Linked DNA regions of Homo sapiens: region 1 is linked to region 2. The links are chromatin loops, found by intact Hi-C in ENCODE. Cell type or tissue: adrenal gland. All regions are shown on one strand.

Evidence for each region. Peaks named below come from ENCODE experiments on the same cell type or tissue, not always from the same donor. Only the 100,000 strongest peaks of a DNase experiment are listed, where the experiment ranks them.
Region 1: it touches region 2 in a loop (3-fold over the local background); 6 of 110 quality-filtered maps call a loop at or near these places.

Annotation. Positions count from the first base shown.
Region 1 is chr2:202,540,260-202,548,259 of GRCh38, reverse strand. It overlaps BMPR2 (bone morphogenetic protein receptor type 2), which reads right to left. Exons shown (of 13, transcript NM_001204.7): 10 at 5,813-5,949. Among named protein-coding and RNA genes, the nearest start is that of FAM117B, 91 kb to the left of the region's middle. RefSeq lists a silencer at 2,510-2,579. In adrenal gland, no CTCF peak of the experiment used is centred here; no DNase peak of the experiment used is centred here.
Region 2 is chr2:202,274,545-202,282,544 of GRCh38, reverse strand. It overlaps NOP58 (NOP58 ribonucleoprotein), which reads right to left. Exons shown (of 15, transcript NM_015934.5): 2 at 7,356-7,432; 3 at 4,543-4,595; 4 at 73-194. SNORD70 (small nucleolar RNA, C/D box 70) reads right to left here and starts at 6,114; the gene lies at 6,027-6,114. SNORD70B (small nucleolar RNA, C/D box 70B) reads right to left here and starts at 4,432; the gene lies at 4,358-4,432. In adrenal gland, a CTCF peak has its summit at 3,427; no DNase peak of the experiment used is centred here; H3K27ac peaks cover 3,442 bases.

The DNA.
Region 1 (8,000 bases), 270 kb before region 2:
TAAAATGTTGAATTCTAGATCACAGAAGTCTATAGATTTTGTCCAAAAGAGAAAATGGAAAAACTAAAACTATGTGAAAAGAACTGGTAGTTTCTTCTGAAATGTACTATATATTTCTTAAAAAGACCAGAGGGCAAACATAAACTGAGGAAGAGTTGCCGCATTTTTTTTTTTTAAGATGGAATCTTACTCTGTTGCTCAGGCTGGAGTGCAGTGGTGCAATCTCGGCTCACTGCAATCTCCACCTCCCAGGTTCAAGTGATTCTCCTGCCTCAGCCTCCTGAGTAGCTGAGATTACAGGCACCTGCCACCATGTCCGGCTAATTTTTTGTATTTTTAGTAGAGACAGGGTTTCACCATGTTGGCCAGGCTGGTCTAAAACTCCTGATCTCAAGCAATCCACCCACCTCGGCCTCCCAAAGTGCTGGGATTATAGGCATGAGCTGCCGTGCCTGGCCTTTTTTTTTTTTTTTTTTTTGTGATGGATCTTGCTCTGTCGTCCAGGCTGGATTGCAGTGGCATGATCTCTGTTCACTGCAACCTCTGCCTCCCGGGCTCAAGCGATTCTCCTGCCTCAGCCTCCCAAGTTGCTGGGATTACAGGCATGCACAACCACACCCAGCTCATTTTTGTATTTTTAGTAGAGATGGGGTTTCACCATGTTGGCCAGGCTGGTCTCGAACTCCTGACGTCAAGTAATCCACATGCCCCAGCCTCCCAAAGTGCTGGGATTACAGGCGTGAGCCACCGTGCCTGGCTAAGTTGCCACCTTTTATGTGAAAATATATTAGGATAAAACCATTGATTACAAGAGGTTATACAAAACTAACACTAAGGAATAAAGAAAAGCCAGGCAAGTGATTTTAACAGGGGAGAGAAAAGAATTCAAGACAGACTAAGAAATGGAGTATAAACATTTGGAAAAGAGGCTGGGCTCATACCTATAATCCCAGCACTTTAGGAGTTCGAGGCTACAGTGAGCTATTATTGTCCCCCTGCACTATAGTATGGGTGACAAAAAACTGGAAAAGAATGGAAAACATGAAGAATGGTAGTACAGTTAAACAAATTATACCTGAAAATTTTATGTAGGAGGAAAAAAGCTACTTTAAAATAAACGTGGCCTATAATTTTTTATTTTACCAATTTAAAATATTTTAACATAAAACAAAAGCCTTAAACTGTGTGTGGGGGCCAGGCATGCTGACTCATGACTGTAATCCCGGCACTCTGGGAGGCCGAGGTGGGAGGATTGCTTGAGGCCAGGAGTTTAAGACTAGTCTTGGCAACTACCCTGTCTCTACAAAAACAAAACAAAACAAAACAAAACAAAACAAAACAAAACAAAACAAAACACCGGCTGGGCACGGTGGCTCATGTCTGTAATCCCAGCACTCCGGGAGTCTGAGGCAGGTGGATCATGAGGTCAGGAGTTCAAGACCAGCCTGACCAATATGGTGAAACCCCATCTCTACGAAAAACACAAAAACTAGTCAGGCATGGTGGCACGTGACTGTAGTCCCAGCTACTCGGGAGGCAGAGCCAGAAAAATCGCTTGAACCCAGGAGGCAGACGCCACAGTGAGCTGAGATTGCGCCACTGCACTCCAGCCTGAGTGACAGAGCGAGACTCTGTCTCAAAAAAACAAAAACAAAAACAAAAACAAAACCATGTGTATGTGATTGTTAAAGTAGTTCATTTTTACTGTAAATTCTGAAACATATAGGAAGAAAAAGTCATTTATGAACTCAATATTCAGAGATAACTATGGTTTAACATTTTCATGTATTTCCTTTAGACTATTTTCTATGCTTTCATTTTTATCAGGAAACTATTCTTCCCCCCTTTATTGACTAAACTATGCTTGAGTCCCTGGCAATTTATAAAATTAAAGCTAGTTTTTATATTCATTAATATTTGAAAGATTCTGAGTTTTACTACTAAAGGAATGTTTCTTAATCTCAATGCAACTATGAAAGCAAAAATGGCTTCTTTAGACATAGCTGCATTTCTCTCTTTTTATAAACTATGTACTTGCTACCTAACTCTAGTATTGGATTGTCACTGCAGAGAAGCAGTTTATTGACTGTAGCACATTAGATTTAAATGGATTCCCTGGAAGTGAACCAAGTATTATGAATTCCTTACTTGGCAACCTACTCTATACTGGAAGTAAAAAGTTTTCAGGTAAATATGCATATGATGCATATCTCATAATAATAGGGTTGCCGAGAGATATTTCAAAATAATAGATCCCATTTGCGCTGGTGAAATAAAACAATTTAAGGAAGATGAAGTTGTATTTTACTAGAATAAAATTTCACAGATTTTTCTTTTAGGGATACTCTATTGTGAGGCTGGCACCTCTAATTAATCCTAGTAAAGTATTCAGCCTCTCACTTGCTATCAGGGACCTCTCAAAAATCTGTCCCAGTTCCCATAGCAGGGACTGTAGTTTTGGAAGCAATCTTGGACGTATGTGCTTGACAATAGGCTCCTTAATTGCCACATACTTAAATATTTCAATCTGACTTGAAACAGAAGCCAAACTTGAAAGTAACCTAGTGACTAAGATAACCAATGAAGACAGTGCTCATTCTAAATCTGTATGGAAACTATAATGTGTCTCTACCCTGTCTCTGACATGACATCACCCCACTTAAATCAGGATCCAAAATGGAAATATTATTTTAGTCCTACCAAGACAATCTAAAATTGAAATGTGAAAATACATAGTAAAATAATTTAAGTTGCTTATTTTTTCACTTTTTGTCCTTTTATTATAGTCAAGAAAATTAATTTGTGTAAAGCATAAAAACAACACCTTCAGAATGAATCACTCTTATTACATTCTGGAAATAAGAACAGATTGCTATGGAAAAGGCAAACGAGTTTCTGGAAATATAATTATGATCGTGGAAGCTAAAACTTTAATGAATAGATAACTGATACAAGGGTAATAGTGAAAACTAAATGGGTCATTTGAAGATAAAGCTGAGTAAATCTTGAAAAATGTAGTAAGGGAGGCCAGGTGTGTGGGGAGGGGAGGGGGACGGGAGGAAGAAAAACATAGAGGGAGAAAAAATGGAAAATATAAGAAAAAAATGATTCTTAGAATGTCAGGTGGTACAATATTTGTCTAGTGGGAATTCCAGAAGGAAGAATTGAAAGGTAAGAAATAATTAAAAAAAAATACCAGGCCAGGCATGATGGCTCATGCTTATGATCTCAGTACTTTGAGAAGCTGAGGTAGGAGGACTGCTTGAATTCAGGAGTTTGAGACCAGCCTGGGAAACAAAGCGAGACCCTGTCTCTACCAAAAATTTAAAAAGCCAGGCAAAGTGGTATGCACCTGAAGTCTCAGCTACTCAGGAAGATGAAGAAGGAGAATAGCTTAAGCAGAGGAGTTCAAAGCTGCAGTGAGCCATGATCACACCACTATACTCCAGCCAGAATGACAGAGCAAGATCCTGTCTCAAAAAAAAAAAAAAAAAAAAAGAAAGAAAAAGAAAAAAGAAAATTCCTCTGAATTTAAGAAACTTTTGAATTTTCAAACTGAAAACCTACCCAGTGCCAAGCAAAATGTGTGTAAAGATCCATGCCTACAAACATCAAGGTGAAATTTCACAATTCTAGTGATAAAGTCTTAAAAGCTTATAGAGAAAAAAAATTAAGAGGATAAAACAAAAACATAACGAAACAAAAAGCAATGAAACGATTCAGGATGGCACTGAAATTCTCATTAGACTGGAGACTAGGGCCTAGAGCACATGGAGATTGTAGGCTAGAGAATGATGGAGTAGTAGTTTCAAAGTTGTGAAGAAAATAATTATGATATTGAAACTATTATCCAGCCAGATTATTACTCGAGTGTGAGGGCAAGATAAAAACATTTTTAAACATGCAAGGATTCATAATGTTTACCACCATACACATACTAATACACATTACTTAAGGAGGAACTTCATCAAAAAAACAATCGTTTACAAGAAAGAGAATGACATGAGATTTTTAATGCGCTTCTGAGTATAGCCTAAAAACAAGACAAAGAAAGATGACAAGAAACCAAAAAGAAATCATTTGATGATGACTTTTCAAATTTTTTTTTGTTTTTTTTTGAGATGGGGTCTCACTCTGTCACCCAGGCTGGAGTGCAGTGGCACGATCTCGCCTCGCTGCAACCTCCACCTCTGGGGTTCAAGCAATTCTCCTACCTCAGCCTCCTGGGCAGCTGAGACTTGATGACATTTTTTTTTAAAGAGACAGGGTCTTACTCAGGCTGGAGGGCAGTGGTGTGATCATAGCTCACTGCAGCCTCAAACCCTTGGGCTCAAGTGATGGATGATAACTTGAAACATTCTCCCCAAAGCGCAGGGGAGATTTTAGTAACTAATGTAGAATTTTTATTTCCTATAAATCCAAGCACAATACTTTGTTGTGCAGTGAATGCTTACATAATCATAATACCAAAAATTTCTCGTTATTGTATTTAAATATTAGATGAATTTACAGACAAAACATAAATCATTTAATAATAGAATATTACAAACTGGGAGAAAGTAAACGAGAGATAACTTAAGAATAGATAGAGTATTTGAAGTTATAATGGTAATCTTTGGAAGAGAAAAAACCCAAAAGATTGCTAAAGGGAGTTACTTACGGAGAGTGATAGTAGGGAGAGGTAGTTTTTTCCTTTTTAATACAATAATTATCATATATCATCCAATAGAATCATTATATGATTTTATCAATAGAATACTGACCAAATGGAGAGAAATAGATACATCTAGAGGTACTGACATTAAAAAAATGTGTTTAAGTAAAAAAATAAACTTCAGAAATGATAGTAGATAATTAGATTATCCTATTTATACTAAAAGATTATATGAGTGTATATTTGTTAATTTGTAAGATGTTTTCAGTGTTGTAACAACAACTTACTCAAATGGCAGGGGACTTGAGATATTTCATTGTTGTGAATTTTACATATATATAAATATATGTATATAAATATATATGTATATAAATATATATATAAATATATATGTATATAAATATATATATATATGCTTTTTTTTTTTTTGAGACAGAGTCTCGCTCTGTCACCCAGGCTGGAGTGCAGTGGTGTGATCTCGGCTCATTGCAATCTCTGCCTCCCAGGTTCAAGCAATTCTCCTGCCTCAGCCTCCCAACTAGCTGGGACTACAGACACACGCCACCACGCCCGGCTAATTTTTTGTATTTTAGTAGAGGTGGGGTTTCACCATGTTGCCCAGGCTGGTCGCGAACTCCTGAGCTCAGGCAATCTGCCCGCCTCGGCCTCCCAAAGTGCTGGGATTACAGGTGTGAGCCACCGCACCCAGCCGAATTATATTTTTAATAATTAGCAGAATTCATAGGCTGCGCCTTGGTTTTTTTCAGGTCTAGCCTAAATTTTCATTAGCCATTGGTTATGTAAGCCTGCACTACTTAACAGTTTTGGTACTATTCTCAAGAGAGTAAGATAGAATTTCAATAATATTTAAAATATTAATATGTTAATTTATCCAGCTGTTACCTAATCTGGCAAACTTATGACACATTAGTTATTCTCTCTAAATAGTATTTTAAGCTTGGAAAAAAACAAAATGGAACTAAAACTGACTTTTTTTCATATTGAAAAATTTGAAAACATCATAAAAATCAAGTTTGATTTGTGGCATTAGGCAACTCCAAAAACTATTAACGTTATTAACAGTCTATTTTTGTTTCAAACAACATTAAAACATATTCAGTCATAAGTCCTCTCTTTAATAACTTAGTTTTTTCTTACCAGGCTATTTTCTTTCCAGGCTTCTGGGAACTTGGGTCTCTGTTTTTCCCTAGACACGAGAACCTGCATATCCTCAAAAGTGGGATGGTTTCCAACCTCTGTCTGAAAAGCCATCTGGTACTCTGGTACGGATTCCCCTGTGGATTTGTAGAAAAGAATGACAGAATAAAATTTCTAACTATCATAAATGATAGAATAACAGGGGTATTTCTGATACCAAGTAAGCAAAAAAAATTGTGTCACAATCTTTTTATTTTTTCATCCCCTTCAGGCACATTTGGAAATCCTAAAGAGACCTTGCTGTAGGTTTAATGATTTTTTTTTCTTTTTTTTTTTTTAGACGGAGTCTTACTCTGTTGCCCAGGCTGGAGTGCAGTGGCATGATCTCGGCTCACTGCAACCTCTGCCTCCCGGGTTCAAGTGATTCTCTCGCCTCAGCCTCCCGAGTAGCTTGGATTACAGGCGCACACCACCACGTCCAGCTAATTTTCATATTTTAGTAGAGATAGGGTTTCACCATGTTGGCCAGGCTGGTCTTGAACTCCTGACCTCAGGTGATCCACCAGCCTCGGCCTCCTAAAGTGCTGGGATTACAGGCGTGAGCCACCATGCCCAGTCTAATGCATTATTAATGAATGTTTTGCTTAGAATAGTCTCAAATATTTGTTGATAAGTCAAATGGTAGTTTCAATGATGGATAGGTATTTTTAAATGGTTTCTGGTATTACTAAATTCAGGGAAAAAAGACTATTATGTTTATAAGGCATACTTAATACTTGAAAACATGCCTGAACACTGATCCCATGGAGGCGGGTAAAGATGAGGAAAAACTCCAGGACCTAGTACAACAAATATGCCTACAGAACCAAATGTAAGTGGGTGGGTTGAACAGTCACTATGTCTCATTACATCATTGGTTCTATTATAGTCCAGCCAGACTGTATCAAATGTTACAAAAATATTTATGATAATGGTCATTTGAAAGAAAAATCAATATACTTTAAAAAAATTTTTTTTCAAAGAAACGCTCTCACTTTGTTGCCCAGGATGGAGTACGGTGGCATTATCATAGCTCACTGTAACTTGAACTCCTGCACTCAAGTGGCCTCCCTAATAGCTAAGACTACAAGAGTGTGGCACCATGCCCAGCTAATTTTTAAAAATATTTTTGTAGAGATAAGGTCTTGCCGTGTTGCCCAGGCTGGTCTCATACTTCTGCCCTCAAATGATTTTCCTGCCTCAGCCTCCCAAGGTGCTGAGATTACAGGTGTGAACCACTGTGCCCAGCTCTAAAAATTCCTTTTAACTAACAGGTAGTATTTAGATCATGGACTTAAATATTATTAACTATTTTATCACTATTTAATAACCCTATTCATTGCCAATAAGCACAATCAACTCTGATGTTAGGCTTTTGATTTTTACAAAATATGATAATAAAATTAAGTTTATGTATATAATATATTGAACCACATAGAAGACCCCTGGGACCAACACTCAATGATCTAGTAGAAACCATGGCAAAGAACACAGAGACTGTTCCTGTCTCTTTACCCGTCCTCCCACCCTATTAAAATGACAAGATAAATTAGAAGGAAGAACGCCAAGACAGAGGATAAGGCATTTAGGTTCTAATCTTCACTTCATCTTGACCTTGGAAAAGTCATTTAACTATTCTGTGTTTCAGACTTCCTGTAAGCAAAATGGCAATGTCTGCAGCCTTCCTTATATCACTTACATGGAGATAATACAAAGTTATAATGACCCAGATGGAAACCACATTACAAATAAGTTTATGTTTCATTTAAGTTTTGTTTCTATTTGAATACTCAAAACAACTAATAAATACTTGCCCTCCACCAATATTAAAAAAGATTTACAAAGATTAATTCTATTATCTGTGCAGCATCGCCCAAGTTTGTTGTAATACTGCCTTATGTATAAATACAAGTGAGTTTCACATACTGTAAACATTTAAGCAGATACTTAGTGTTGATCAATAACATCAACATTGAACTTGAGAGATAAAATTAAAGGATTTAATAATCATGGCAGTTAGTATATCACTTTCTTCCTTGAAACCCCATGTGATAAAACCTTATCCTATACCATCTGTGAATTGCAAGGTATTTACTAATGTATCTGATCTGTCTCTGAGACATACACACAACACATACACATACCTTCC
Region 2 (8,000 bases):
AAGGCTAGGCTTTGTAGTTGGTATGCTGTGAGATCTGACTAGCAGGCATGACCAAAAATATCGTGACTTTACCTTTATGACCCCTCCTAGTTTAGCATCAGCTACTGCCAGCGGTTCATGGGCTTCTTTTACTATTTTCTTCAGAACTTTTTTCAGCTGCTTATTGATTTTGCCCTCCATCAGAGCTGTGAATGCTTTTCAAGAAAAAGAAAAACAAAAGCATTAACTCTCAAATTTTTAACTTTGAGACCTTGCCCTAGTTGACACTTAAAAAAATAAAATAGGCCTTTCAAAGGGCTTGAATTTAATGTTACTTCTGAAATGAAATGATATATGTTTTATAAGTTACATGTTTCACAATTTCATTTGATCTTCCCACCCTCATTTTTGCTACAGAGCCAGGGGTAAAATCAGGTCCAGGGTTTCTTTCCTTCTCACAAGAATCTTCTCATGAACTCAAGGGAGAATCATGAAATCTTAGAAACAATCTTTTTGGGAAGACAAAACAGACTCACTTTCCTTTGTCATTTCAAATAGACTGTCCTGAAATATCCTAAAATCACATCAAAACTAGTAAAAATGAGTGTAATCATTTTCAAAGTTCTGCCATAATATAAACATGTTTGAGTGAAGGCCTTAGCTTTGCTTGTATCTCCACTTGTACACCTCCAGCAATGTAAAACTTAGTAGCAAAGGCTGCCTATTCTATTTTGAGACCGCTGGTATTTCTGGCAAGTTCTAAATCAGCTGCTTTATATTTCTCACCCTTCCTTAGACCTATATTCCCTTTTTCTGGACCCACACGAACTAATACCTCTTCTGAAATTTATCTGACATTTGACTGAGGTAAAAGTATGCTTGGGTTACCCAGGCATGGTGGTGTGTACCACCAGCCTGGCCAACACGGCGAAACCCTGTCTCTACTAAAAATACAAAAATTAGCTGGGTGTGGTGGCATGTGCCTGTAGTCCAGCTACTGGGGAGGCTGAGCTGGGACAATCACCTGAGCCCAGGGAGTTCAAGGCTGCAGTGAGTCATGATCATGCCGCTGTACTCCAGCAGCCTGGTGACAGACCCTGTCTCAACAAAACAAAAACAAAAAACATAAAAAGTATGCTTGGGCTGCGCGTGGTGGCTCAAGTCTGTAATCCCAGCACTTTGGGAGGCTGAGGCTGGCAGATCACCTAAGGTCAGGAGTTCGAGAGACCAGCCTGGCTAACATGACGAAACACTCTACTAAAAATACAAAAATTAGCTGGCCCTGGTGGCTCACGCCTGTAATCCTAGCTACTCGGGAGGCTGAGGTAGGAGAATCGCTTGAACCCAGAGGTGGAGGTTAAAGTGATACCGTGACATTGCACTCCAGCCTAAGTGACAAGAGCAAAACTCCATCTAAAAAAAAAAAAAGAAAAAGAAAAAGAAAAGAAAAATGCTTGGCAGGAATGAAGGTCTATCAACAATTTCCAAGGTCAGGCAGTTTGTGCTTAATAAGTCAGGTCTTGCTCTTCCCTCCTGATCGTATATCCATTCGAATTATGATCAAATGGATAATCCCAGCACTTCAGGAGGCTGAGGTGAGCGGGTCACGAGGTCAGGAGATGCGACCATCCTAGGCAACATGGTGAAACCCCATCTCTGCTAAAAATACAAAAATTAGGTGAGCGTGGTGGCATGAGCCTGTAATCCCAGCTACTCAGGAGGCAGAGACTACAGTGAGCTGGGATCGCGCCCCTGTACTCCAGCCGAAGATCAGTATCAAAAAAAAAAAAAAAAAGACTTGCAAGTTGAAAACACAATCAAGAATAAAAATAAACCACTTCATGCAAATAGCATATATGAATGTCTGAGACCAATACAAATTCAACATCACACCCCAACAGACCCTATTTCTTTATTTAAAAAAAAAAAATGATGGCCAGGCACGGTGGCTCATGCTTGTAATCCCAGCACTTTGGGAGGCCAAGGCGGGTGGATCACCTGAGGTCAGGAGTTCCAGAGCAGCCTGGCCAACAGGCAAAACCCCGTCTCTACTAAAAAATACAAAAATTAGCTGGACATGGTGGTATCACCTGTAATCTCAGCTACTTTGGAGGCTGAACCCAGCCTCCTGGGAGAATTACTTGAACTCAGGAGGTGGAGACTGCAGTGAGCCGAGATCATGCCACTGCACTCCAGCCTGGGTGACAAAATGAAACTCCATCTCCAAAAAAAAAAAAATCTTTTTTGAGAGGGGGTCTTGCTATATTGCCCAGGCTGATCTTAAATTCCTGCCCATCTTAGCCCCTCAAAGTGTTGGGATTACAGGTGTTAGTCACTGTGCCTGGTCTCATCAAACTCTAAGGCTATGAGGTTTAAAATGTACACTGTGACATTTACAGCCATTTAGTTGTGGTTCTGTCATGTCAAAACTGCCTTATAATAGGCAGTGAGAACTGAATTCCCAGGGGAAGGATTCTGCTTTCTTAATTAGCTGATGTTCATTTAACTTTCTGGTGAAAACAGATAGGAAAAGGCATTGTAAATGTTTCTATGACAGCATTCCTGATAAAATTCACTATTTTCATTCATTTTCCCCAAAATATTTATTATAAACCTTCTATAGCTGTATACTTTGCTAGCGTCTAGGAATTTGACAGTACAGAACAGTCTCTGCCCTCATGGAGCTTAGACTGGGGGGAATTGACTTTAAATTCTCAACTACTATGGCATTTTGTCCATTTACTGTACACTACTTAATTTTATGTTATTTTCCAGAAGGAGTCTCGCTCTGTTGCCCAGGCTGGAGTGCAGTGGTGCAATCTTGGCTCAGTGCTATCTCTGCCTACCAGGTTCAAGTGTTTCTCCTGCCTCAGCCTCCCGAGTAGCTGGGACTAAGGTGTGTGCCACCACACCCGGCTAATTTTTGTAATTTCAGTAGAGACGAGGTTTCACCATGTTGGCCAGGCTGATCTTGAACTGACCTCAGGTGATCCGCCTGTCTTGGCCTCCCAAAGTGCTGGGATTCCTGGCATGAGCCACCGCACCCAGCCTTATTGTACATTATTTTAAATAATACAAAGAAGCTAGGTAAATGAATCTGGAAATACTGCTTAAATTTCAAGTTTTATCATCTGTAACATAGAGATGATGGTTATCTGCCTCACAGGATTCAAGAATTAAATAACAATTATGAAATCATAAGCATAAATCTGACAATCAGTATGTGCTCAATATATTAGGTATTAATAGTAAAAACCTGCTTGTTTGAGCAAAAGCTTGGCTTGTCCATTTAATACAGTTTAATAAGGACTGGCCAGATATATCCCAAGCAGATTAAAGATCGTATGCAAAAAGGAATTCAGAAGAGGCTACTTGAGATCAGGACTAGGAACTGTTCATATCCCAGTCTATGTCAACAACACCCCCTAGAGTTTGAATACAGCTAACACAATCTTGCTTGGAATCTTACCAAATGTTTACCCATACTTAAAAGCTGTGATGAACAGGCTATCTTTTTAAAAATTCTCCAAGTTAATATTACCACAGTTTTTTTTATGGCTGTATATAACTCTAATTACTGAAGAGTTGGTGAAGCAGCCCTAGAACTATGTTTATAAAACAAAGAAACTGGCCCTATGGGTCTTCCTTCAGCCTACCCCTCTGCCAAGGTTAGGGTGGTCTGTTATGTTCCAGCATGTTTAGTTGGATTCCAAATTTTCAGACAAAAACTGTACCTTTCTCCTGTGGTTATTTAACAAAATTTTTTGCATCTGTCATATTCTTGCCCAGCTTTAAGCCATATTCTTCCTCACGGTCCTTCATTTTCAAACTACACCGCCAAATAGTTGGCTGATTTGTGATAAAGAATTCAGGCAGTTGAAAATTTAATGATTTGGGCTTTATATCTGCTCTTCCTGTTTTCCCTAACACTTAAAAAAACAAAACTGTAAGACCTACTGCAGTCAATTACAGTAAATAAACCCGATCACTCTGTTGTCCCGTGATGAAATCTAGTTGAAGAGTATGAGTCATCCATTCTTCTGAATCTTTTAAAAATAACACCTCTGTCAGTTTCTGTATAACTCTGAATATTGATATGTTTTTTTGAACTAAAAATCTATACCCCCAGAAGAGCTTTTTAAATTATTTTTCAACTGTGAATCCTGGCTGTTCTCAGGATTACAACTCTACCCTTGGATTAAAATGAGGAGAGAGCTGTATACTTGACCACATTACCTTGGTCCCTTGTAGAACACCTTTTACTGAATTGTGCTTCAGCATTATGTTGCTGGTTTCCACAGGGAGATCAACTTAACCACTTCTCACCTCTCCTCACACATGGGGAAAACCAGCCCTATGGTGAAAAAAGCTAACTCAATGTTGTCTCAGTGGTAGTGACGAATGAGTCAGATCACTTAAATTCAGTTCCAATAAGAATGCATCATTGACAACATTGAATAAGGTTAACACAGGCAACTGAAGCAAACAACCTTTTAAACAAGAAAAACAAACGGCTAAGACTTAATTTTTTCAAAAAAGCAAGCTTCTAATTTTTTACTTTACCTGCTAATGCTTCTGCTGTATCCTGAAATTTCTCAAAATGTTTTAGCTTTACTCTAGAATTAAAAAAAAAAGAGATAAACATGTTATTGGGGGCAGTGCGTTGATTCAAAAGCCACATAACTTGGAAAGAAGTGCTTGACTGTTTCCAAAGCACACACCAATAAAACATGCCTACCATTGTGTATCAGGGTGTGAAGTTAGATATTCTTCATACAATTACTAGTTTTTCTAAATGTTAGGCTAGTAATGCTTGGATTATTAAAAGAAAGTTGTAGGCTTTGGAGGAAATTTTGGCCAAGAGTAAAGATGTTGAAGCTTTAATACAAACCCCTGTTGCATAAAGCTGTACAGAGATGACTTTATTATACAGCATAGAATTGACTCAAGAAAACGTACGTGAGTCCTTTTTAGGAATCTCATGATATTCATTTGTCTATCCTGTACAAATGCCATTAAAAAAAATAGCTTATTGTCAGGTCTCATTCTTGTTACATCCTAACCCTTTATGGTTTTTTGTTTTTTTTTTTGAGACAGAATCTCACTGTCACCCACGCTGGAGTGCAGTGGTGCGATCTCGGCTCACTGCAACCTCTGCCTCCCGGATTCAAGCAATTCTCCTGCCTCAGACTCCCAAGTAGCTGGGATTACAGGCATGTGCCTGTGCCACCATGCCTGGCTAGTTTTTGTTTTTTTTTTTTGAGACAGAGTCTCACTCTGTCGCCCAGGCTGGAGTGCAGTGGCGCAATCTCGGCTCACTGCAAACTCCACCTCCCAGGTTCATGCCATTCTCCTGCCTCATGCCATTCTCCTGCCTCAGCCTCCCAAGTAGCTGGGACTACAGGCACCCGCCACCACACCTGGCTAATTTTTTGTATTTTTCGTAGAGACGGGGTTTCACCGTGTTAGCCAGGATGGTCTCCATCTCCTGACCTCATCATCCGCCCGCCTTGGCCTCCCAAAGTGCTGGGATTACAGGCGTGAGCCACCGTGCCCAGCCCCCATGGCTGGCTAATTTTTTTGTATTTTTTAGTAGAGAAGAGGTTTCACCATATTGGCCAGGCTGGTCTCAAACTCCTGACCTTGTGATCCACCCACCTCGACCTCCCAAAGTGCTGGGATTACAAGCGTGAGCCACCGTGCCCGGCCCCCTTTATGTTTTTGAGACAGGGTCTCACTTCACTCTGTCACCCAGGCTGGAATGCAGTGGTGCAATCACAGCTCACTGCAGCCCTGACTTCCCGAGCTCAAAGGATCTTCCAGCCTCAGTCTCCCAAGCAGCTAGGACTATAGGTGTGCACCACCACACCCAGCTAATTTTTGTTTTTGGTAGAGATGGGGTTTTCCTATATTGCCCAGGCTGGTCTTGAACTCCTGGGCTCAACTGATCCGCCTGCCTTGGCCTCCCAAAATGCTGGGATTACAGGTGTGAGCCATCACGCCCAGCCTCAGGGTAGTATTTTATCCAGAAAGAAACATATAGTTGATTCATCGTTGTCTCAGTGGTAGTGACGAATATTGAGTCAGATCACTTAGATTCAGTTCCAAGAAGAATACATCATTGACAACAACGAATCAGATTAACCCAACAAAGCATATAACCCTTTAAGAAGGAAAACTAGTCTTCTAGTTGCCTAAAACAGTGTCATCTTTTTTTTTTTTTTTGGAGACAGGGTCTCACTCTGACACCCAGACTGGAGTGCAGTGGCGCAATCTCGGCTCACTGCAACTTCCGCCTCCCAGGCTCAAGGGATTTTCCTGCCTCAGCTTCCTCCCAGTAGCTGGGATTACAGGCATGTGCCACCACGCCCGGCTAATTTTGTGTTTTTAGGAGAGAGGGGGTTTCACCATGTTGGCCAGGCTGGTCTCGAGCTCCTGACCTCAAATGATCCACCCACCTTGGTATCCCAAAGTACTAGGATTACAGACATGAGCCACCACACCAGGCAACAGTGTCATCTTAAGCAAGGTTTTCTTATCTGGTAAGGGAACATACTAGTGTGGTCCCTTAAATATACATACAAATACGAAGATTTAGGCCAGGTGTGGTGGCTCACGCCTGTACTCCCAGCACTTTGTGAGGCCGAGGCAGGCGGATCGCCTGAGGTCAGGAGTTTGAGACCTGCCTGACCAACATGGCGAAACCCTGTCTCTACTAAAAATACAAAAATTAGCTGGGCATGGTGGTGGGCACCTGTAATCCCAACTACTTGGGGGACTGAGGCAGAAGAATAGCTTGAACCCAGGAGGCGGAGGTTGCAGTGAGCAGAGATTGCGCCATTGTACTCCAGCCTAGGTGACAGAACAAGACTCTGTCTCAAAAAACAAACAAAAAAACCAAAGATTTAACATCTACACTAAGAATGAATCTTCCATGAAATTGTGATGAAAGAAAAAGTAGTTCATGCTAGTTTTGATGTTGCAAAACTCAAAAAGCAGGTTACAACCCCTGTGTGCGGTAAGTGCTTAGTTAAGATAAAAAAGGTATTACATTTGTGTGTGGAAGACACGAAGACAAATGTGTTCCTACTGACAGCAATCACATTTGGTACTATCCGAGGTTTAAAGTATCCACAGGGTCTTCTGGAACATAATCCCTGTGGGTAAGGGGGAGACTACTGCCTTCAAATTAATTGAGATGGCCTATATTCCAAGTAAAACATTTGTAATAATTAGGTTCATACCAAAATTATTCCTGAAACAGATTTCAAAACAGAAAACTACGAATGTAACATTATATAAATCAGGGAAAAATGTAAAAAATAAAACAAGCCCTAAATGTTAACTGCTAAATTATTGATTTCAAGAGTACTTACATTTTGTTTGCTTTCTCTGGAGTTTCAAATTCTTTCCATAAACTATCAACCTCTTGAAGTTTCTTCTCATTTAGAACCTGTAATAAAATGTTTAAATAGTTTTATTTAAATGGTACAGGTGAGGCATATACAGCTGCATTCTTCAAATACAATTTTACATGTAAAATGAAGGTGTAGAAGCTATTTCTTTCACTAAGATAATGAACTAGTTTTCTTACCCTGCATGTAATTTTGGTCAAATTACTAGTTCGAATTGCCCATTTAACAGCTAAATGGAATTCAGATCTAGTCCAGTCAGCTGTAGTACAGTGGCTATTCAGTCTAGAATCTACCTGGCCTCAAGAGATATTCCTGCCCCAGCCTTGGGCCGTAGCTGGAGCTATGGGGTCCTAGGGGGTAGGGCAGGGAACCTTTCTTTTTATTTTTTTGAGATGGAGTCTCGCTCTGTAGCCCAGCCTGGAGTGCAGTGGAGCAATCCTGGCTCACTGCAACCTTCACCTCCTGGGTTTATGAGATTCTAGTGCCTCGGCCTCCTGAGTAGCTGGGATTACAGGTGTGCACCACTGCACCTGGCCGAGAACCTTTCTTTTAAAAGAGCCATTAATCCCTTTACAGTAAAGTATTGTAATCATTAAAAACTTTAAT